Regions from separate parts of the Mus musculus genome. Here regions 1, 3 and 4 are each linked to region 2. A link is a contact called in ENCODE POLR2A ChIA-PET data. All regions are on one chromosome and are shown on one strand. Each heading gives the region's core, a stretch centred on a gene start or an enhancer-like site at or near the end of the contact. The rest is flanking DNA. Distances are from core to core; before and after follow the strand shown. Region 1 holds the start of Baz2a (bromodomain adjacent to zinc finger domain, 2A). Region 2 holds the start of Cnpy2 (canopy FGF signaling regulator 2). Region 3 holds the start of Pa2g4 (proliferation-associated 2G4). Region 4 holds the start of A430046D13Rik (Riken cDNA A430046D13 gene).

The links. ChIA-PET counts read pairs that join two places held with the same protein, here RNA polymerase II (POLR2A).
Region 1: POLR2A ChIA-PET joins it to region 2 with 17 read pairs in embryonic stem cell. The contact joins the promoter of Baz2a here to the promoter of Cnpy2 in region 2. POLR2A ChIA-PET finds 5 or more read pairs at or near these places in 4 of 5 experiments (Patski and embryonic stem cell).
Region 3: POLR2A ChIA-PET joins it to region 2 with 21 read pairs in embryonic stem cell. The contact joins the promoter of Pa2g4 here to the promoter of Cnpy2 in region 2. POLR2A ChIA-PET finds 5 or more read pairs at or near these places in 3 of 5 experiments (Patski and embryonic stem cell).
Region 4: POLR2A ChIA-PET joins it to region 2 with 14 read pairs in embryonic stem cell. The contact joins the promoter of A430046D13Rik here to the promoter of Cnpy2 in region 2. POLR2A ChIA-PET finds 5 or more read pairs at or near these places in 4 of 5 experiments (Patski and embryonic stem cell).

Annotation. Positions count from the first base shown.
Region 1 is chr10:128,089,829-128,094,782 of GRCm38, forward strand. Baz2a (bromodomain adjacent to zinc finger domain, 2A) reads left to right here and starts at 2,955. Exons shown (of 30, transcript NM_054078.2): 1 at 2,955-3,022. Atp5b (ATP synthase, H+ transporting mitochondrial F1 complex, beta subunit) reads left to right here. Exons shown (of 10, transcript NM_016774.3): 10 at 191-560. The coding sequence ends at 291.
Region 2 is chr10:128,318,723-128,323,712 of GRCm38, forward strand. It overlaps Cnpy2 (canopy FGF signaling regulator 2), which reads left to right and starts at 3,737. Exons shown (of 6, transcript NM_019953.1): 1 at 3,737-4,053; 2 at 4,608-4,720; 3 at 4,862-4,977. The coding sequence starts at 4,633. Pan2 (PAN2 poly(A) specific ribonuclease subunit) reads left to right here. Exons shown (of 26, transcript NM_133992.3): 24 at 223-316; 25 at 1,526-1,723; 26 at 2,012-2,636. The coding sequence ends at 2,043.
Region 3 is chr10:128,563,385-128,568,497 of GRCm38, forward strand. Pa2g4 (proliferation-associated 2G4) reads right to left here and starts at 2,550. Exons shown (of 12, transcript NM_011119.3): 1 at 2,356-2,550; 2 at 193-321. The coding sequence starts at 2,443. It overlaps Erbb3 (erb-b2 receptor tyrosine kinase 3), which reads right to left. Exons shown (of 28, transcript NM_010153.2): 28 at 4,139-5,113.
Region 4 is chr10:128,497,532-128,502,685 of GRCm38, forward strand. A430046D13Rik (Riken cDNA A430046D13 gene) reads left to right here and starts at 1,716. Exons shown (of 2, transcript NR_131151.1): 1 at 1,716-1,995; 2 at 4,878-5,154. Myl6b (myosin, light polypeptide 6B) reads right to left here and starts at 1,154. Exons shown (of 7, transcript NM_172259.1): 1 at 1,097-1,154.

The DNA.
Region 1 (4,954 bases), core at 1,705-4,204, 230 kb before region 2:
CTAAATAGATCTAGGGGCTTGAGTTCCAGGTCAGCCAGGAACACACCCCCACCCCCCAAAAGTAAATTTCACGTGGAAGTTGAAAAGTTTCCTTGCATGATAAGGTTTCACAGTGGGCTCAAGTGGTGAGGTGTACATGCTGCAGGAAGCTGATATAACTCAGCTTCTTACTGTGTTTTCCCCTATGTAGGTGAATATGACCATCTCCCAGAACAAGCCTTCTACATGGTGGGACCCATTGAAGAAGCCGTGGCAAAGGCTGATAAGCTGGCAGAAGAGCACGGGTCGTGAGGGACTCCAGCCAAAGGCAGCACTGCAACTGATCTCTCCATATCAAGCGAGAGCTCAGGTTTCCTTCCATGCAGGCCACACAAGAGCCTTGATTGAAGATGTGATGTTCTCTCTGAAGAGTATTTAAAGTTTTCAATAAAGTATATACCCCTCATTTATGTCTGTTTATGTTGCTTCTGAAACAGCTTATAATTGAGCTCACAGTGGTGGGCCACATTTAGGAAATTGTTAGAAACAGGATTATTATTAAAAAGATCAATTTATTAATGAGATTCTATGGGCCTTGTGTTTCATAATAGGCTCAGCTTTGGTTTTTGCTCCAACTATCACTAAAGTGTTTTTCCCCTGGAGAAAATAGATAAACTTATTCAAGACAGGGATTGCGTTTTTAGGAAATGCTGACTATCTGTCACAATTGAGGGTCTTGTCTAGGTACTCATTCAGAAAATTCTTAATATATTGCCAGAAATTTGAACAAGCCTAGCTGTGCATGTTTGTGCTTGAGTCTTCAGGGCAAAAAAAAAAAATGGTCTCTTAAGATCCCTTATGAAAAAGTTTTAAGGCTTCGGTGATGTTACAAAGAGTAATCTTGATACTGTTGCCACTGGGACTTTTGAAAAGCAGTACTTCCTCTTCATAAAAATGGGTACCTTAGCACACACTATGCTAGGATGTATTTTGTGCCTTACAACGTGTTTGAGCCCAGCCAGTGGCCTCTTGTGGAAGCATTTGACACTACAAGACCTGCAATCTCACCATTTTGAAATCTATTTAAGGCTATTTGCAAGGAGGTATTTCTATAGTCTAATGACTATTTACAAACCAGCTGGAGTTGGCCTGGGGAGGAGCCTACATCTATAAGTTTCACCTTGTAAGGTTGTCCACTTGGGGTAGAGCTCTGGACAGCTCAACTCCCAATTCTGAGCTCTGTGACCTAAAGGGCTCTGGGAAAGGTTCCTGGGGTGGAGTAGAGGCTTGAGCTTCCATCTGTCTATGACGTCCTTGGCTCCAGTCCCTCCTGTGTCAAGATTAGGACAGAAGGTGGCGCCCCTGAGTTGCCTGTTCTTGGTAGTTTGCTCTTGGAGCTTGGGTTGGGGGAAATGCTGTTACCGGGTGGGGACAGCTCCAGATCCTGACTCGAGTCGGCAAAAAGCTGATAAAGACCTAAGAGTACACAGGTCACCTCTTTCTGCTTTGTCACCCAAGTACAGACTTGGAAACTGATATTTTAAAGGTCATTTCCATCCCGGTGTTCGTGTTCTCTAAGGTTTGTAGAGAACCTTTCTCTCTCGCTAGCTGTAACTCTTTGTTTCCTTCATCCTTTACTGTCCCCTTCAACCACAGTCCTAAAGTATTAATATAGTTCTAACCTTCCTCCATATTTCTCCGGTCGGCCCTGTCCTCGCCTCCTCCCTCTCTCCACCCAATGAAAGCCCCGCCCTTCCCTCCTCCCTCCCACCCCAGTCTGTCATACAGGGACATCACCCTACAGCAGTTCAGGCTGTGTCGTTCGCAGGAAGCATACATTGGCTTTTTTGGGGTTTGCGAGTTCCCAGCCCATAGTTGGACAGGATCCAACAGTAGCCTTCAATTGAAGCAAGACCCAAGGACAGTGAGAATCTGGGTCCTAATCCTGAGTCCTGCCAGCCTGACATGGGTAAGTATGATAGCTGCCCCTGGGAAAGGCCTGAGGGATGCCCAGCTCCCTCTCTGGCTGACTCAGCAGGGGTGGGGCCTAACCTTTGCTCTTTTGGGGGAGTGAAGGAAGAGAAACGGACTGTGGGGGGGACACGGGGCTTAGCTGGTGAGCTGCTGAGCATTGGCAAGCTCCAGCTCTAAGGAAGAGCCTGGGGTTGTATCTTAGGTTAGGGCTTCCTTCCTCACCCTAGAACCCCCCGCTCCAATTTAAGTGCAGAGATTCAAGTAGTATTTTACTGTATTCATTACTAGTTCAGTCTTGGTCTTGTAAGAGATGCTTCCCCTCCCCCTAGTTTCTCTCGGTGTTTCTTCCTCCCCCCTTTAACCCACCACCGGGTCGGGGCTGCACTGAGCAGCTGCTTCCTGTTGCCCCAGAGGTTGCTGCAAGGGTGGTGGTGGTGGCTGGGGCCAAACCGAGCAATGAATAAAGTCGATTCTTAGCCCTGCATCAGCCTCACGACCCTGTTACGGATGGCCTCCACCATTGACAGGACAGAGAGCGTTTTGCCTCTGTGGTTTCCTGATTCCAGATTTGTACAGCTGTAGTACGGATAGGGCCGGGAGAAGCCTGTTTACCTAGCAGGGCGCTGTGCGTGACCCCGACATGCTCTCGGCCTTGAGTTCCCTCTCCTGCTCTCCTAGGCCTCCTTGAATCTTTGTGGCTCCCACTGTCTCTCCAGCCTCCTTTGTGAATAAGTCTTAGCTGGGCGCCCCGTGCCGGCAAAAAGAGCTCTTCAAGTACTCCAGTTCAGACCCACCGCTGTCCCCAACTACGCCGCAGAAGTTTCTGTCTTTTCCTGCATCTGGGATCCTTCCTGGTTCTGGCCCCTAGGAGACGCCACCCGCCGTCCCCTCCCCCAGCGGAGCCTTCGCGACAGCCGTCCCTGAGCGCTCGTCCTCACCCGGGTGGCTCCTGCCCCTTTAAGCGCCGCCCCCCCCCCCTCCGCCGCCGGCCTCGGGCTGGGGGAGGAGGCGCCGCCGCCCGGCTCGGCCACCTGCGCCGCCGCCGCCGCCCGGCCCGGCCCTGCTTCAGGTGAGGCCCGGCATCCGCCTCCAGGCCCGGGGTCCAGGGCAGGGCGTCCCCGCAGCCGCTTCCTCCCCTGGGATCCAAGCTCTGACCTTCCCTGCGCCCGCTGCCCTTGCTCTCTCCCCCGCCCTGCCTCCTCGCCCGTTCCTCCCCTGTCCTCTGCGCCCGGGATCCGGAGGCTTCTCACGCCTCTCCGCCATCCTCTCCCGGGAACCCCTCCTATTCCGGCCCTGGATCTCCCCTCCCCCGCGCCTCCCTCGCCAGAAAGCTCTCCCGCGGTCTGGGTTTCGCCTCCTCTTCTCTGGAACTAGCGCTTTCCCACGCCATCCTAACCCCGGAGGGGGGGGGAGATAACCGCCACCCCAACCCCTCTCCTGGTAGTGCGGGGGGCGGGGGGTACGACGCACGTTACGGGCGCTGTCCGCCCTGCTCCGCTCACCCTTCAAGTTCAGCTAAGTCTCACCTAAAGCTTTTCTTGCCGAGTTTGGGGTCGGACCCGAGCACCGCCCCCTGATCTCGGTGGGAAGGGCGCTCGGCCCCGCTGGAGCTGGCCCCTCCCCCTAGTCCGGGCGCCGGGGGCAGCGGCGCTGCGGGAACCTTGTGATACTCCGCTTCAGCGGCTGTTGCGGCAGAACAAGACTGGGGCTAAGTCTCTAAGGGATTGGGGGTGCTGGGTAAGGCAAAGGAAGCCCAACCTTCTCTATTTCAGGTTACTCCAGAAAACAAAACAAACAAAAACCCCGAGATGTCACTGTCTTATATGCCTATCATATGCCCAGCTGTCCGTTGGGGAATTTGGAGACTAAATCCGAGGGGCGCAGACCCACTTGGAGAAGGGGAGGGGTTACAATCTTTTTGGCATATTATGAGAGAACCTAACCTTACCAAAATACGGTGAGATTGTCTCCTCCGAACCTGAGTGCCGAAAAGGAACCAATGGGAATTGCTACAGGGCCAAGAGCTGTGGCTAAGGCAAGATCGGTTCAGTCATGGAGTGGGAGGTCTTTATAATTACCCTACCTTCAATAGGAAATACTCTTTCCATCCAGCTGAGCCCCGAGCTCCTTCTCTAGTGCCCCTGCCTCCAGAATTAGTAGAATGGGTGTCAGGGTTTGTCTTATACTACTCTGAGTCACAACTAAAGGTGCTGGGAAGGGCGCAGTGTGTGTGTCCTGTAGTGCTTAAGGTTGGATGCTTGGAGTGTCTTGAAGAGGAAAGGGAAGGTACAGCTAGGATGCATACCACCATCTCATAGCCCCAGCCATCTGGCTCCAGAGTGGCTGGCACAATGACAGCTGACCCAGAGACAGGGAGGTACAGCAGGAACTTGGAGGGTGAGAAGGCGGTGGCAGGTGTTTATCGCCACTTCACGTCTCATCATCCTCTGGCTTGTTTTGTGGGAGGTTCAGTCTGTTCCCCAGACACTCTTCTCACAGGTTGCTAATAAAATGACCGTTGGCCCCTTTCTCTTTGGAGTAGCTTCTTGAAGGGAGGCTTGTTGGCTAACCAGCCACATTGTTATGGGGATTGACAAATGTTTGGGGACACATGGGATCAAGTCCGCTTTTTTGCGTTCAGATTTGGCATGGGGGTGGGGGGCAGGTCACAAGTGTTGTATGTTAAGGCACCCGGCAAAAAGTAAAAAGCTTTGGGGCGTATTCCCTGCCCACCTTTATCCTTCAGAGAGTAGGGAAGATCGCAGCCTAGGTGGGATAAAGCGATAGGAGCCCTTCTGTACCAGATGAAAAAACGTATTATGCCCTGTTTTTCCTCTTCTAATATCTGGTGGTCTTCTATCTTACCTCTTTCTTTACTGGCTCAGGGCAGGGTTTGGGCCTAAAAGTAGCCGAGGTTACTAGGCCTGGGGCTCGGAAGGGGTGGGAACAGTGGGGCACAGGAGTAACCGGCTCTTCCGGAGCCAGCGGTGGGTGTGTGTGG
Region 2 (4,990 bases), core at 2,487-4,986:
AAGATCAGCTTGTGCACGTCAACTCTCTCCTTCCATCTCGTGGGTCCTGGGAACTGAAGTAAGGTTGTCAGGCTTGGTGGCAAATGCCTTTACCTGCTGAGCCACCTTGCTGACCTCGGAGTTACTCTTCTGGCTGACTACTCAGGGCATATATCTGAATTCAGAGAATGGGAGGTTCTGGATCATCTGTCTCAAGGCTTCTTTTCTTCTGGTCCCTGCTAGGTGCCCAAGGACCAAGTTCTTGACACAGTCTACCTGTTCCACATGCCCCGAAAACGAATGATTTCCCTACGATTCCTGGCCTGGTATTTTCTAGGTGAGTTGCTCTACCTTGTGCGCCCTACAGTAAGAACTGATTACAAGCAGAAAACATTCAGGGTGGAGACAGGGTAGATGGCTCAGAGGTGCTTGCTTGTTTCTTGTTTGGGGTTTTGTTTTTGTTTTTGTTTTGACACAGTGTCTCACTAAGTAGCTCTGGCTGCCCTGTAACTAGTTATGTTGAGCACTGGCTGCTCTTCCAGAGGTCCTGAGTTCAATTCCCAGCAACCACATGGTGGCTCACAACCATCTGTAATGGGATCCCATGCCCTCTTCTGGTGCGTCTGAAGAGAGAGACAGTGTTTTACTCACATAAAACAAACAAATAAATCTTAAAAGAAAACATCAGGGGCAGGGGATACAGCTCAGCTGGTAGAGTCCTTGTTGAGAGCTCAGCACCACATGGAAGTGGACACAGGCGGCAGGCCTGCCTAGAGTCACAACTCAGGAGACACAGAAGAAACAGAACTTTAAGGTTAGTCTCAGTACATAATGAGTTCAAGGCCAGCCTGGGCTACAAAAGGCCATTTTTGCTTTTAAAAAGGAGAGTAGAAAGCACCAGGAGGCGACACTTTCAGGTCTGTAAGTTTGAAGCCAGTCTGGGCAGTAGAGGAGATACTGTCTTAACAACGATAGCAAAAAGCTACAACAATCTCTCAGGAGGCAGAGGCAGGTGGATGTCTGAATTCGAGGCCAGTCTGGTCTACAGTCTCAGTTCCAGGACAGCCAGGGCTACACAAAGAAACCCTGTCTTCAAACAAACAAAAAATCTACAAGAACAACAAAACAGGAATCATTTTAGAATAAAGAATAGTTATTTCTCAAGTTAGAATTACCATTTTTTTCAGCTAATGGTTTTAGTTAGATCTATCACTAATTTAAGAAGACGTTTTCTGGGTCTGACGAGTTGGCTTAGAGCACCTACCACTGCTCTTGCAGAGGGCCCAGGATCAAGCCCCAGTGCTTAACATGATAGCTCACAACCGCTCACAACCGTGTGTAACCTCAGTTCAGGCAATCTGACACCATCTTTTGACCTTCATGGTCACCATGCACACCCATACATAGACCACGCAGGCAAAACAGTCAGTAAACATAAAATAAGAAAAGATGTTTCTAGGAGACTGCGTGGGAGTGTTGTGGGTGCCAGGATAGAGATGGGGTGCCTGCCGCCTTTGTGAGTTCCTTAAGTATCGGTGTACCCCAGACCTGAAGATTCAAGGTGAGACCCATGACAGCATTGAGGATGCCCGCACAGCCCTTCAACTCTACCGGAAGTATCTGGAGCTGAGCAAGAACGGCACCGAGCCCGAGTCCTTCCACAAGGTGCTCAAGGGTCTCTATGAGAAGGGCCGAAAGATGGACTGGAAGGTGCCTGAGCCTGAAAGCCAGACAAGTCCCAAGAGTAAGGCTGGGCTGAGGCGAGGGAAACTGGGCTGGGTAGGTGTTGCTGGCATATGTCGAGCTTGTATACCACCACCTCAGATTATAATACCCCTACCTGCTCCTGAAGTGTCTGACAGTTCACACATCACTCAGTGTTTCCAATAGTCAGTGAGAGAGACACTGGTGTAGCCGCTTGCTCAGGGAAATGTCCATGCCTTGCCCTACTTCCCTCATGCTCTTTCTGTATAGTGAGTGTCCTGGTGCCTCCTCTGCTCACCCTGGTCTCCGTGATTCTGTCTCCTAACAGATGCAGCTGTCTTCTCAGTGCTGGCACTGTGAGCTGCCTTCCCTTTCAGTGCTGTCCCCAGAACTGAGAGGTGGCTTCTCAAGTCGGCTTTACCCTGTCCACTTCCAGAACTGGATCTGCTCAGGGTCTACAGATGGTGCTATTAATAGAACTGGAAAGCAGCAAAATTGTTGCAAAGGTTCTAGCTGCCAGATTCCCCCTTTATCCTCTGCAAAACAGTGGGCCAGAAACAAAGCCTAAAGTGACCCAGGTGGAGTGATTGGTGTTCGTAATAAATATCCTGGGCAACTGATATCTGTACAAAAGAGCTCTAGAACCAGAACTCTCAGTTCCCAGTCTGCTAGAGAACTGAAGTCCTGGACAGTCACAGGGTACAGAGACCCAGGCAGCTCCAGCATCTAGCTGCTTGAGAGACGGTGGCTGGGTGGACCAGCTTGTAGAGTCTCAATGGGCCAATCAAACCGGTGTGCAGGAAGCTGAGCTACTGGCTTCATTCCTGACCACAGCTGAGAAGTATCTGTCTTCCATACATTCTATCTCGAGTTTTGTTTTATTTTTTAAAAATTTTGCTTAAAACAGCATGTTTTATAAAATAAAAGTATTTTTATCTCATTAGAAAACCGCTAGTGTGGGATTCTTTGGCTTCTTTCTTTCTTTGATTTGACTTCACCAAACAATGAGAAAATGAAAACTGTGTTTTCAGATCCACACCTAGAAATGAAGATTCTGAGTCCCAGAATGAATGGATCCAGGAGGAACATAGTTTTTTTGTTTTTTTGTTTGTTTGGTTGGTTTTTGGTTTGTTTTTTGAGACAGGGTTTCTCTGTAGCCCTGGCTGTCCTGGAACTCACTTTGTAGACTAGGCTGGCCTCGAGAACTCAGAAATCCGCCTGCCTCTGCCTCTCAAGTGCTGGGATTAAAGGCATGCGCCACCATGCCGGGCACCAGGAGGAACATAATTGTTCTTCCCCTGGACGGTGTTCGGTCTTTGCTGTAGTTGCCTAGCACCCTAAATACATAAAGCGATCACAAATCCCAGTTTATCTCAAGACCTTAAGGCGTGGTGTCAACCTGTTATCCTAACAGCGGAGCAGTTGAGAACCACAGTCCCCAACCAGCCTGCGATGGGGAGTTGAGTTCAAGGCATCCTGGGCTACATAGCAAGACACTGCTTCACTCATGACAGTACCTGCGGTGTGCCGAAAATTCAGAGAGGAATTGCTCTATTCACAGCGTGAGAGCTAAGAAGAATATTGACCGTAATATAACCCACACCCCCATCCTCAGAGGATAAATTAAGAGAAATCTCCAAGAACCTGCCTGAAAAGGCAGATAATACCAAAAATGATATTACCCAATACATACCTAATGACGATCATTTATTAATTTGGTACAAGAAGGAAGTTGTTTTAAAAACTAGTTTTTTTGTTTGTTTGTTTGTTTTTTTTTTAAGAAAGAAAAAGACCTGTAGCTACTGGCAGAGTGGTACTGCAGTGCTTCCTGGGAAATGTAGTTTGCTGTATCATGAAATCTTTGTGCATTGAAACCTAGGCTTCTCTCCCACTACTAATTGCATCTGTTTGCAAGTCCTAGCCCACCTGGACTGATGCAATTTCCCCAGGCACCCCATGCGCTCGGTCCTCACTGTAAGCTAGGCTACCTTTGTTCTTTGGTTGGTCACGTGAACCAATTCGCCACGCAAGTCTGGGTCCTCAAGTCTTCCAAGGGGTCCTCGCTGCCTCGGAGGCGCTCCTAAAGCTGCCTGCTCGCGCGAGAGTTTGGAGGGGCGGGCTTAGGGTCAGTTTCGGTGGGGGGCTCGCACGGGACCCTCAGATCTCCGCTTAGGTGCCTAGTTAAGTGCGGGAAGCTGGGCCAGGCGGTCACTGGCCACCCTGAACCTGGCGGGAGCCGGAGCGCTCTGGAGAAGCCGGGACAGCCCCGTTTTTCCCAGCCAGCTGCTAGGGTTGGGACCCACAGAAAACAAAGTGAGAGTCCGGCTGCTTTCCAGAGCCTGGGCCACGGCGGCGGCCGTGGGAGCAGAGGTGGGACAGATGCGAGCGTCAGAGGCTGTGGGCGCACTGAGGTTGGGAATGGACCCGAGCAAAGCGATGGCGGAGTCCTTACAAAAGGGGCTGGTCTGTCTGCACGGGAGCTACTTACATTCTAGAGATGGGGATTCCGGAACCCTTGGTGCTAGGTCCACATAGGCCCTGGTTATGGAGTGTGCTCGCTGGCTTCATGGCCTGACTGGTTCCTTGCTGGCAGCTCCTTTCTGCCCGTCATTCTCACGTAATCGATAACCTCCATCTCAAAGCTACTGCATAGCTCTGTGAGTCCTCAGTGTCCTCAAAGTATCAAAACCCAGGCCCTCACCTGTGGAGGACATAGTTTCTGGATCTGAGTCCCAGTCCCGAGCTCTCACTCCCTATTCCCCCATCCCGAACTCCGGTCCCTCGGGTGTTTGTAACGAGGTTTTTTCCTGGAAAACAATCCGAATCACACCAAGGCCTCTGAAGGCCTTGGAATGAGGGGTGACGGTCATGGGGGAAATGGATCGCTCTCCTCACACCTGTGTTTCATTTTCATACAAATCCAGGTGGAGCGACCCTGTTACACTAAAGATGAAAGGCTGGGGTTGGCTAGCCCTACTTTTGGGGGTCCTGCTGGGAACTGCCTGGGCTCGAAGGAGCCAAGATCTACACTGTGGAGGTAAAAGCACGAAGACCAGTGGAGAAGTGGGAGGAAGATGACCCGTGGGAGTCATGAGATCCAAAGCTTGGAACAAGGATGGATAGAAAAACCCTCATTCCCCTCACCATCCCCACTCCCTGTTCTCTTCCCTGACACCAGCTTGCAGGGCTCTGGTGGATGAATTAGAGTGGGAAATTGCCCGCGTGGACCCCAAGAAGACCATTCAGATGGGATCCTTCCGAATCAATCCAGATGGCAGCCAGTCAGTTGTGGAGGTAATTTACTATC
Region 3 (5,113 bases), core at 1,300-3,799, 240 kb after region 2:
CCCTTTAGAAAAGTTGAAGGGGACTGGTTTTCGGTTTAGTCTGGGAAGGAAACTGTACCCATCCCACTTGCTACTTAGATTTTCAAATAGCTTAACCAGGGATTTGGGGGGGTGGGGTGTGTTTGTGGGAGGGCAACTAGGTGGCTGGGTTCAAATAGGAGAAATCAAGAGGGAGGGTTTTACCCTTCTTACCTTTCTTCATCTCCTTTTCCTTCTTGAAGATCTTCCCTGTCTCTTCCATAATCATGGCATCACCTTTCTCACACAAGCTCAGCACAGACACACCTGAGCTGGAAGCCTCCACCAAAGATCGAAGCACCCCTGGGAACAGGAGAAACCCATCAGCCCTGCATGCGTTCATCATGTGACCAGACCACAAACTGAATTTCGTTTCTCATACTCCCAACACTGTTCATTGTCCTAAGGTAGAGAGAGGAAAGGTTTATGTCCTGGAATAATCTACCCATGTTTAACGTCTGCGTTTTTGTTTTTGAGAAATACCCCTGACTGTCCTAGAATTCAGCGTAGACCTGCCTGCCTCTGTCTCCCCACACATGTGCTGGCACTGAAGGTGAGCCCACCACACCCTGCTCTACTTCCTACCTTCCCTTCCAAAAATAAGGTCAGCACCAGCTTCTCTCCTCTCCATGATTTGACACTTAGGCCTTAGGCCTCACACATCCCAAAGATGCTGTGGCAACCCACTCCACACACACAAACAGACCAAAAGACATTTATAGGCGTCGGGGACAATGGGGAGGTAGAGAACTGCTGAGTCAAAGTTGAAGCATTGTTAAATGTTACCTCCGTCCCTCCCCAGACACAAAGTAGTAATCATAATTTATGTGGCTGTATTTCCCCATGTCTAAGTATATAAGCCCAGGGGAATTAACCTAAGGTCTTAAAGATTCAGAGGGCTAAAACTTTACTTCCAGTATATCAAGATCACATGTAACCAGTTTCAAAACTATTATCTGAAGTTGCCTGTGGGGTTGGAGATTCTGTCTGATTCAAACCAACAGCAAATACTAAAACATCACCCCAAATAAGGTTATCATTTTGTGTATGTCTTTATGATCATGGGAATTCTAGGTTTGATGATTTCTTATGTGTTTTATTCTCTGGATTCCAGAGGAACTAAGATGTAACCAAAGACACCCTAAATACCTTCTTCCAAGTATTTTGTCAAGTCCATTCTAAAGGCCTAAGGCAGTTTTTTTTTTTTCCTCAAGACAGGGTTTCTCTGAAACTCAGAAATCCGCCTGCCTCTGCTCCCCAAGTGCTGGGATTAAAGGCGTGAGCCACCACTGCCAAGTCTAAGACAGTTTTTATCAAGTGAATTTTAATTTTTAAAATGTTAAAGAGCCGGGCATGGTTACACACACCTTTAATCCCAGCACTCTGGAACGCTGAGGTGGGCGGATCTCTCAGGCCAGCCTGGTCTAAGGGAGTACCAGGACAGCCAAAGCTACACAGAAAGCCCCAAAAATAAGGGGGTAAGGGAGGGAAAGAACTGGAAAGAGAAAACAGTAAAGTTATCTGTCCAAGTGGCAGACAACTGTTAGGAGAGTAAAGATCATTTAAGAAATGCTTATAATCCTAAAATCCGTGTCTCTCTCCACTTCTTTTCAGTATTATAGACAGGCTTGCCCAGCTGTCTAAGCAGAACCTCAAAACACTGTAGAGGCTCTAGGAACAAATATTAAAGGCCGCCTTCAAAAACCGGAGCAGTGGTCATACAGGAAAGCCAGGTTGTTTTAGAAGCTCCAGAAGTGTCTTCCAACGGCCCCTCGAGCTAGGTCAAGGGGCGAAGGGGGTCCCCACTAAGAAGACCTGAAGTAAAGACTTTAGCAAAGCACGTGGTGGGGAAGCACGGTAGGAGAGGAAGTGGGGAGCCATCGATCCGCACACAGGGACCTGGCAACACGTGCCGGCTCAGCTCCCGCGGGTCAAGAGCCGCGACTGGCAGAGGGGCGCTTCCGTCGCCAACAGCTGGCCGCTTCCTTTTCGAGGTGGCCTCACTGCTGCCAGTCGGGAGCATAGATCCGGACAGACCGAAGGGTATGGGCAGAAGACGACGCGCCTTGCCTCCTTACCAACCGCCCAGGGTCGGAGCATGCCTGGGCCCCTCTCTGTACTCCTCGCGGTCGCCGGCCCGCACCTCCACTCTCCAGCCCAGGCATGGCTGCTCAGTCCCCAGGGCGACACCAGATCTCCCCACCACGTCGCCCCCGGCAGTCGGCACGCGCCCCTCGGTGGCTCACTCGGCAAGACCCAGACGCCACAGCCCTCCGGAGAGAGCCCCAAACCTCTCCCTCTCAGCCTCGACTCCAAGACCCCCGAGGCCGCACTCACGGTTGGCGATGTCGCCCCCCATCTTATACTTGGTCACGACCAGGTCCTCGGCGATAGTTTGCTCCTGCTGCTCGTCTTCGCCCGACATCTTCCTACTGCTACTACTGCAGCTTCACTTTCCCTGAGCTGCGGCCTCCGTCTCCCTTCCCAGCCACAGGCTGTAGCTAGAGTCTCTTCGATCCGCGAGGAAAGCGCGAGCAAGCAAGGGAGCGGGAGGGCGGGCAGAGAGAGCGAGAAGCTGCGAGCGCGCGGGCTGAGGCGCAGGGCACACTGGGACAATGAGTCCTGCTGTCGGCCAGTTCCCAGCCGCCCTCGCGGGCTCTAGAACTACAATTCCCAGCCTGCTCCTCGCGCCCGTCCGCCAGGCCCTGGGAGGACTTGCCTTCCCAAGTCTGCGCACGCCGGAATCGCCGGGCACGCTGGGAAGAGTCTGGCCCCGGCGGGAAGGCGGAGCCGTTGGGGAGCTTGAGGGAAAGCGTGGTCTCTCCGGGAAAAACCTCTCATTCACGCCGACCCTGAGCTCGTAACAGCGAGGGGCGGGCCAAGCGGGGAGGGGTGGAGCTACAGGGAGAAAAGGGTTGAGAGGCCGCTGGGCAGGGTGGAACAGGGTGGAGCCTGGAGCCATAGGACTAGGGTCAGTGGGTGTGTGTGTACGTTTTGGGCGGTTGTCCCGTGCGCGTAGCCTTGGATTCCCCTGTCGGCCGGCGCGACCGGCCTGGCTGGTCAAATCCTCCAGTGCTGGGATAACCTCTGGGAGGGGCTGAGCGGAGGTGGAAGTCCTAGGGTGCTGGAAGCGAGCACTAACTGGACAGTCTGGGTGATTATACATGTACCATGGCCTGCTAATAGAAAAAGGCCAGACTTCCTACTAGACTAGAATAAAATAGCACTATTGTTCCAGCCGTGGTTTTTGATGGGGGCCATCTAAGGGAAACGTTTATGAGGGATTTGGTCACTCTTAAGAGTTCTGAATCGCCGGGATGAGGTGGCGCACGCAAAGGCAGGCAGATTTCTGAGTTGGAGGCCAGCCTGGTCTACAGAGTGAGTTCCAGGACAGCCAGGGCTATATGGAGAAACCCTGTCTCGAACAAAAAAAAAAAAGTTCTGCATCATTTCAAGTTTTCAGTACCCAACCTGTGTAGGAAAAAATAAAAACAACCCAAGGCTTGCTTGAGCTTTTTCATTTTCTCCCAACAATCAGGGGGTTAGGGTTTTGTTCCTAATTGTTTACACTTTTGTTCCTTTGTAGGGATCCCCAGTAAAAAACCCTTTAGTAGAAAGGACTAGAAATGCAAAGCCGGGCACTGGTGGTGCACGCCTTTAATCCCAGCATTTGAGAGGCAGAAGTAGTCGGATTTCTGAGTTCGAGGCCAGCCCGGTCTACAGAGTGAGTTCCAGGACAGCCAGGGCTACACAGAGAAACCCTGTCTCGAAAAAACAAACAAAAGAAAAAGACTAGAATGCAAACAGGGTCTGGAGAAATAACCTGGTTGGTATAACCTGGTATCCTTGCAGAGGGAAGGGAGTTCCCAGAACATTACAGTCACCTGTAACTCTTAGCACTGTGTAGTTGGCCTCTGTGGGCATTGCACTCACGTGCACATAACACCATTCCCAAACTCCCACTCTCTCACATACCCATAATTAAAATCTTAGAACAAATCAAGATTGGTTACATTACTTGTGACAGAATGTCAGAAGCAGAGAAAGCCACCCATTGTTAAGAAGCAAAGAAAAGGGATGGTCATGTGTACTTTCCACTTGACAGGAATCCACAAAAACAAACAAAAAAACTCTGACATTTTTATTTAGACACGTATAAAAACAAAACAAAAAAACTTTAATGGTACAAGAAGACATTCCCCCCAGTTCCCATCCAGGAAGACTTGAGGTTTGAAGATGGATCCTCTTTCTATCCCACCAGAAGTTTATCACTACTGGTTGAGAACAGCTCCCAAAATAGGAGTCTTGGAACCTTTGCGAATTGGCTTGTAATGAGTGTGTATCTGCAACGTAAATGGCCTGCAGCTTACACAAAAATGTCTAGTTACTTGTCCTGTGTCATCTCCACTCCTTCCTGAGATGAGAGGCCTGGGTGCTGGAGGAAAACGTGGCTGGCTGCATTTGCTTGATTCAGTGCACCAACAAACGGAGTCTGGAAGCTCACACATGTAGCCACAGCCTTTGAGAGGTGAAGATGGGATTGCTGTGTGTGGAGTTGAAGGCCATCCTGGGCTACACAGTTGCAGGCCAGTCGCCAGGCCCGGCTTTACACACACACACATACACTTTATAGTTAAATCACAGGCATGGGAATTGGGAGGATTTTGAATCCTGGACCTGTGGCTTTGCTTCTTCAAGGCTCAATTCCCCATTTTCTGAGGTTTTGCTGTCCACAGTTTTAGTAACCTGTGGTCAACTGTCATCTGAAACATGCTGAGTGACAAGTTCCTGAAATAAATAATCCTTACAGTTTACATAGTACCCATTCTGAATAGCACGATGAAATCACAGCCGGCCTCTCCTGTTCCACTTGGTAGATGAATCATCTCTGCCTGGTACACCCGCACTGAATAACCTATTTGCTCTTGAGCCACTTAATTACCTGCCTGGTTATTAGATTGACTGACAGATCTCATAGTACTTGTGCTCAAAGACCCTCATCTTACCTAAGAATGGGCCCAAAGGGCAAGTCCTGCTATTAATTCAAATGTGTCAAAGAAATGGTTTTTTGTTTGAGAAAAGGTGGAAATTCTTG
Region 4 (5,154 bases), core at 466-2,965, 180 kb after region 2:
CCTGGCCTCCTATGGTTCAGGACTCCTGCCCCCAAAGTTTTCTTCCCTCTGATACCACTCTCCTACAGCTGAATAGAATGTTTTCTTTAAGGGTACAGAGAAGAAACACGAGACCTGTCAGAATAGGGATTGTTAACCTCCAGGGTGAAGATAGGATGTTTGCCAGTGATTCTGAGATAGGAGCTAAGGGGAGAAAGAAGAAAACTAAAGTAGAAAAACAAACAAAAACTTGCATTAGTTTTAGACCGTGGGAAAGCCCAAGCAAAGCAAGGGCTTGGGGTGGAGTCGGGGTAGAGGGGTGGGGGGCTGGTATCAGGTGGGAAGTTTTAAAATCTGTTCTGGAAACAGTAAAAGGTGAGAGGAGGCCTTTGCACTCCCTTCTGTCTTTTCCCGTATCCTTAGAACTTGTAATCCCTGGGCCCCCACCTACCCCCAACCTTAAACTATGCACAGTAACTCGAGCGTGTTATTACCCACTGACTTCTATACCTAATGTTGGTTTAGGGGTTCCAGTGTAGGCAAGGCTTAACATCTGTCACACATAATTCCAAAGAAGGAACATTTTTCAACAAGACAATGTTATTCAAATCAAACAAAAGGCTATAATGCCTAGTGAGCATGGAGGGAACACACACACACACACACACATGGAGGGGGCCCTGGGAGACAAAGAGCCCCCTAATAACCCAAAAGGTTACAGGACCTCCAAAGGAGTTCATAGGTATCCACACGGACACACCATTGGTCAGGATCACATCAAAAACCTTAGCTGAGCTTTGAGTCACAAACCTTGCTGGAAGCGCTGATGAAGGGAAAAGATGATGTTTGGGAGCTAGGAGGTTCTGGCTACTCTGTTCTTGGATAAAGAAGAATTACATGGCATTCTGAGAGACTGGTCATTCCACTTAGGCCCTGGAGTTCGCAGAGTAGCAGTGGGTCTCCCATTTGCAAAAGGGCGTCAGAATCTTTTTACTGCAAATTGTCCCATTTTTGGAAAATAAAGAATCCTTCCTAAACAAAACGCCCGTTTCCCTCACTTTCACTCACTCCTAAGCCCTAGAGAGGAAAAAGACCCTCCCAGCCCCTCAAAACTCACCTTGCCGGGTCCGAGGAAGGGGCAGGTGGGGGGCGGGACTCAGGGCAGCTCCTGTCCCTGAAGGGTTAAGTGCGGCTGCCGCAGAGCATGCTGGGAGTCGTAGTCCGCGAGCACCCGCAGGCTCACAGGAAACCTTTTCCCAGCCGTGAGAGTTGGTGGTGACTTCCGGCCCCTGGTGACAGTTGGTGACTCAGGTCCTGAGGCGTGCGCCGGTTCCGGAATTGAAAGGGCCTGAGCTGTCCCCACCCATGACCCTGCGGCTGCAGACCCACAGACGCCCGCAAGGCTAGGGGCGGGGCCGGCCCGGGCGGTGGGAGGGGCCGGGCGGTGGGCGGGGCGGCAGCGGGGGCTTCCTCAGGCTGTTAGCTGCGGAATGGTGTAACTTGGCAGAGTTTTGCGTTTTATTTATTTATTTATTTATTTATTTATTTATTTATTTATTTATTTCACATTTGATAGTGGTCGAAAGACTGACTGAAGTAGATGTTAAGATTTACAATTTAGCCTGGCCATCTGCTTCCACTCTCCTCCTTGTGGAGGCGTCTGCTGAGGCCGCCAATGCACCGCGGTCTCCCCCCCCCGAGATACCCAACAAATGCAACGCTGGGCTCTGCAGTCCTTCTTTACCTTTCCGACACCATTGCCCAGCCTGAGTATTTGCACTTTCTCCCTGGAGTTTAGCAAATGTCTGAGTGCAGAGAGGGAACCGGCCCACCGTCCCGAAACAGACGAATAAATAACTCTGGCGGCGCGCCTCATACTAGAGCTTGTGCAAGCAAGTGGACCAGAAATAGCTCAGGGTAGAAGACTCCCAGCGGCGCCATAGGAAGAATGAGGCACAAGCCAATTTTGTACCCTGAAACGGACATTCCCCGGCTGGAAAAAGCTTGAGTAAAAAGGTCTGTACGGGTGCAAGGGATGTAGCACAGTTGGTTGCACAAAGCTCTGGGTCCCAGCACTCAGGAGGTGGAGACAGGAAGAATCAGATGTCTTTGGGACGTAGGGACTTCGGGCCAGCCTGAGCTACATAAGATCCAGTTTCAGAGCAGAAAGGGAAGGGACGCCTGAGAGCTTGTCTTAAACTAGAAAGCAAGAACAAGAAAGCAGTCTTGGTGATAACACAAATGTAATCCCAAGTCGGGGGGTGAGGGGGGGGGGGGGACAAACGAGCCTGGGCTATACAGTGAGACTCAAAACAACAGTGAATAAGGGCTGAAGTTAGAGCTGGCTGGCAGAACAATTGTCTACAACCGTTCAGGTTCTGGGTTCAGTCTCCATCACCATTAAAAAGGATTCCCACCCCCCCTGGTTTGTTTGTTTGTTTGTTTGTTTTGTTTTTTGTTTTTTTGGTTTTTTGAGACAGGGTTTCTCTGTATAGCCATGGCTGTCCTGGAACTCACTTTGTAGACCAGGCTGGCCTCGAACTCAGAAATCCACCTGCCTCTGCCTCCCGAGTGCTGGGATTAAAGGTATGTGCCACCATGCCTGGCTGTGTTTTATCTTAATAGATATGTGGTCCGGTGTGACTTTTTTGTTTACGTTTTTCAATGGCCTCAGTCTGCTGCTGCACTGGCTAGCCTGCCCTGCCTCCCTGTTACTCTGTGTTCTAAGGTTCTTGGGGTCTAACCCAGAGCTTTCTGCATGCCAGGCAAGCGCTCTACCCTCGTAGCCCTGAAAGGAAAGAAGTGGTGATAATCACACAGCAGTGTATCACTTCAGAAACTTGAATAATTGTGGGTTCACCCTATACAACTAGATTTTGTGTTTGTTTTATTTTTATTTTGAGACAAGGTTTCTCTGCATAGGCTTGGCTGTTGACTTTTGTCTTTTTTATCTATTTTATTGAGAGTTCTTATACTATTCTCTCCCTTCTAACCCTCCCCCCCGCCCCAATACAACATGAGGTAGGAGAGAAAGGCTACAGAGGAAAGAGGACGAAGACCTCCACAGGCTTCTTCCTTGGTTAGGTTGTGGTGTTCCCAGGGGCAAGTCAGCATCCCAGCAACAGCAAGGGGAGCAGCTGCCGTAGGCCTTCTAGGGGCCCTTGTATTAATATCCTCTCCAGAGTCTCTAGAATTAAACTATCTGCAGATGGCAAAACCATGCCCCTCTTGGAGCACAAGACAATCATAGTGGCTGAGGACAAACTGAAGAAGCCCCATATCCCACACTTGGGCTTAAAACAAAAGCACATAACATGAGGGGGTTTTAAAGAAACCAGAACTCTCAGTACACCCACCTGTCCTGGGCTCGCTCTGTAGACCAGGCTGGCCTCAAATTCCCTCAGAGAACCAGGCCAGCCACAAACTTAGAGACCTGCCTGCCTCTGCCTCCCGAGTGTGGGGATTAAAGGCGTGCGCCACCACTGCCCAGCTGGACATTAACTTTCTTTTTCTTTTTTTTTCTTAAGATTTATTTATTTATTTATTATATGTGAGTACACTGTCACTGTCTTCAGACACTCCAGAAGAGGGAGTCAGATCCCATTACAGATGGTTGTGAGCCACCATATGGTTGCTGGGATTTGAACTCAGGACCTTTGGAAGAGCAGTCAGTGCCCTTAACCACTGAGCCATCTCAGCAGCTCGGACATTAACTTTCTAAGTCAACAGAAAAAAAAAAATTGATAGCAAAGATAAGTGTGCTGGCCAGGCTTTTTTTTTTTTAATTCTTTCATATACTATATCTCAGCCTCAGTTTCCCCTCTCTCCCCTTCCCCTGTCCCTCCCCCACCACCTCCCCTCTCCCCCAGATTTACTCCCCTCCAGCTTCCCTCAGAAAAGAGCAGGCCTCCCAGGGACATCGATCAAATACGGCATATTTAAATAGGCACATCCATCGCACCACATCAAGGTTGGACGAGGCAATTCAGTAAGGGAAATGGTCCCATAAGCAGGCAAAAGAATCGGGGACAGCCCCCACTCCCATGGTTAGGATTCCCACAGAACCACCAAGCTACTCAGACATAACACAGAAGCTCTGGCTAGTTTTTATGTCAACTTGACAGGAGCCAGAGTCATCTGAAAGGAGGGAACTGCAACTGAGAAAATGCCTGTCATAAGGTAAGTAGGCAAGCCTGTAGGATATTTTCTTTGTTTTTTTTTTTTATTAATGTATTCACTTTACATCCCAATATCCGCCCCTCCCCCACATCCCCTGGATATTTTCTTAATTAGTGATTGATGGGGAAGGGCCCAGCCATTGTGGGTGGTGCCATCCCAGGGCTGGTGGTCCTGGGTTTTATAAGAAAGCAGGCTTGAGCGAGCCAGTAACCACACCACTCCATGACCCTGCATCAACTCCTGCCTCCAGGTTTCTGCCCTAACTTCCTTGCTGGACTGACAGAACCTGGAAAGGTAAACAGAACAAACCCTTTTCTGAGTTGCTTTTCCTTATGGTGTTTCATACAGTAGTAAAAAAAAAAAAACCTAAGACAGGAGTTGTTACCGGGACCGGGGGCTGTGGCTGTGACAGAGATGCCTGGCCATACGTGTTTACTGTTCGATGTTTGAGGGTTGTGGCATTTGAGCTCTGGGCTGGGAAAGCACTGAGTGCTCAGAGCACAGTGAGATGCTCTGTGGGAGCTTGGAAGATACAAATGTCCAAAGCAGTGCAGAACACAGAGGCCTGGCCTGTGGCGTTTCAGAGGGAAACCAAAGACTCTACCTGGCCTTCTGTGTGGGAATCTGGTGTATGGTCAGCTGGAGCTGAAAAATCAGCCATGACTAACAAAAGACCAGAACCACTGAAGTAAAACTTTTGCTTTTTCCGGGGAAACCAGATGCTGATCAGCTGGGCTGAAGAATCAGCTGTGATTCACTGAAGTCAAATCTCCTGGGAAGTGTTTCCTCAGAAGCCGTGCTCCAGAGGTGGCCAAGGTTGAACCTCATGCCGGCAGCCGAACTTGGTTGCGTAAGAGTGACCCAGCTGATAACTGCTTTAAAGGTATAAAGGGATCATGGACAGCAGCTGAGGCTTGACCCTGTGTGGCAGGCCTGGAGTCCCTGAAAAGAGCCCAGGAGAGGTTAAAGGTGAAAGTGCAGCCCAGCTCCTGTAGA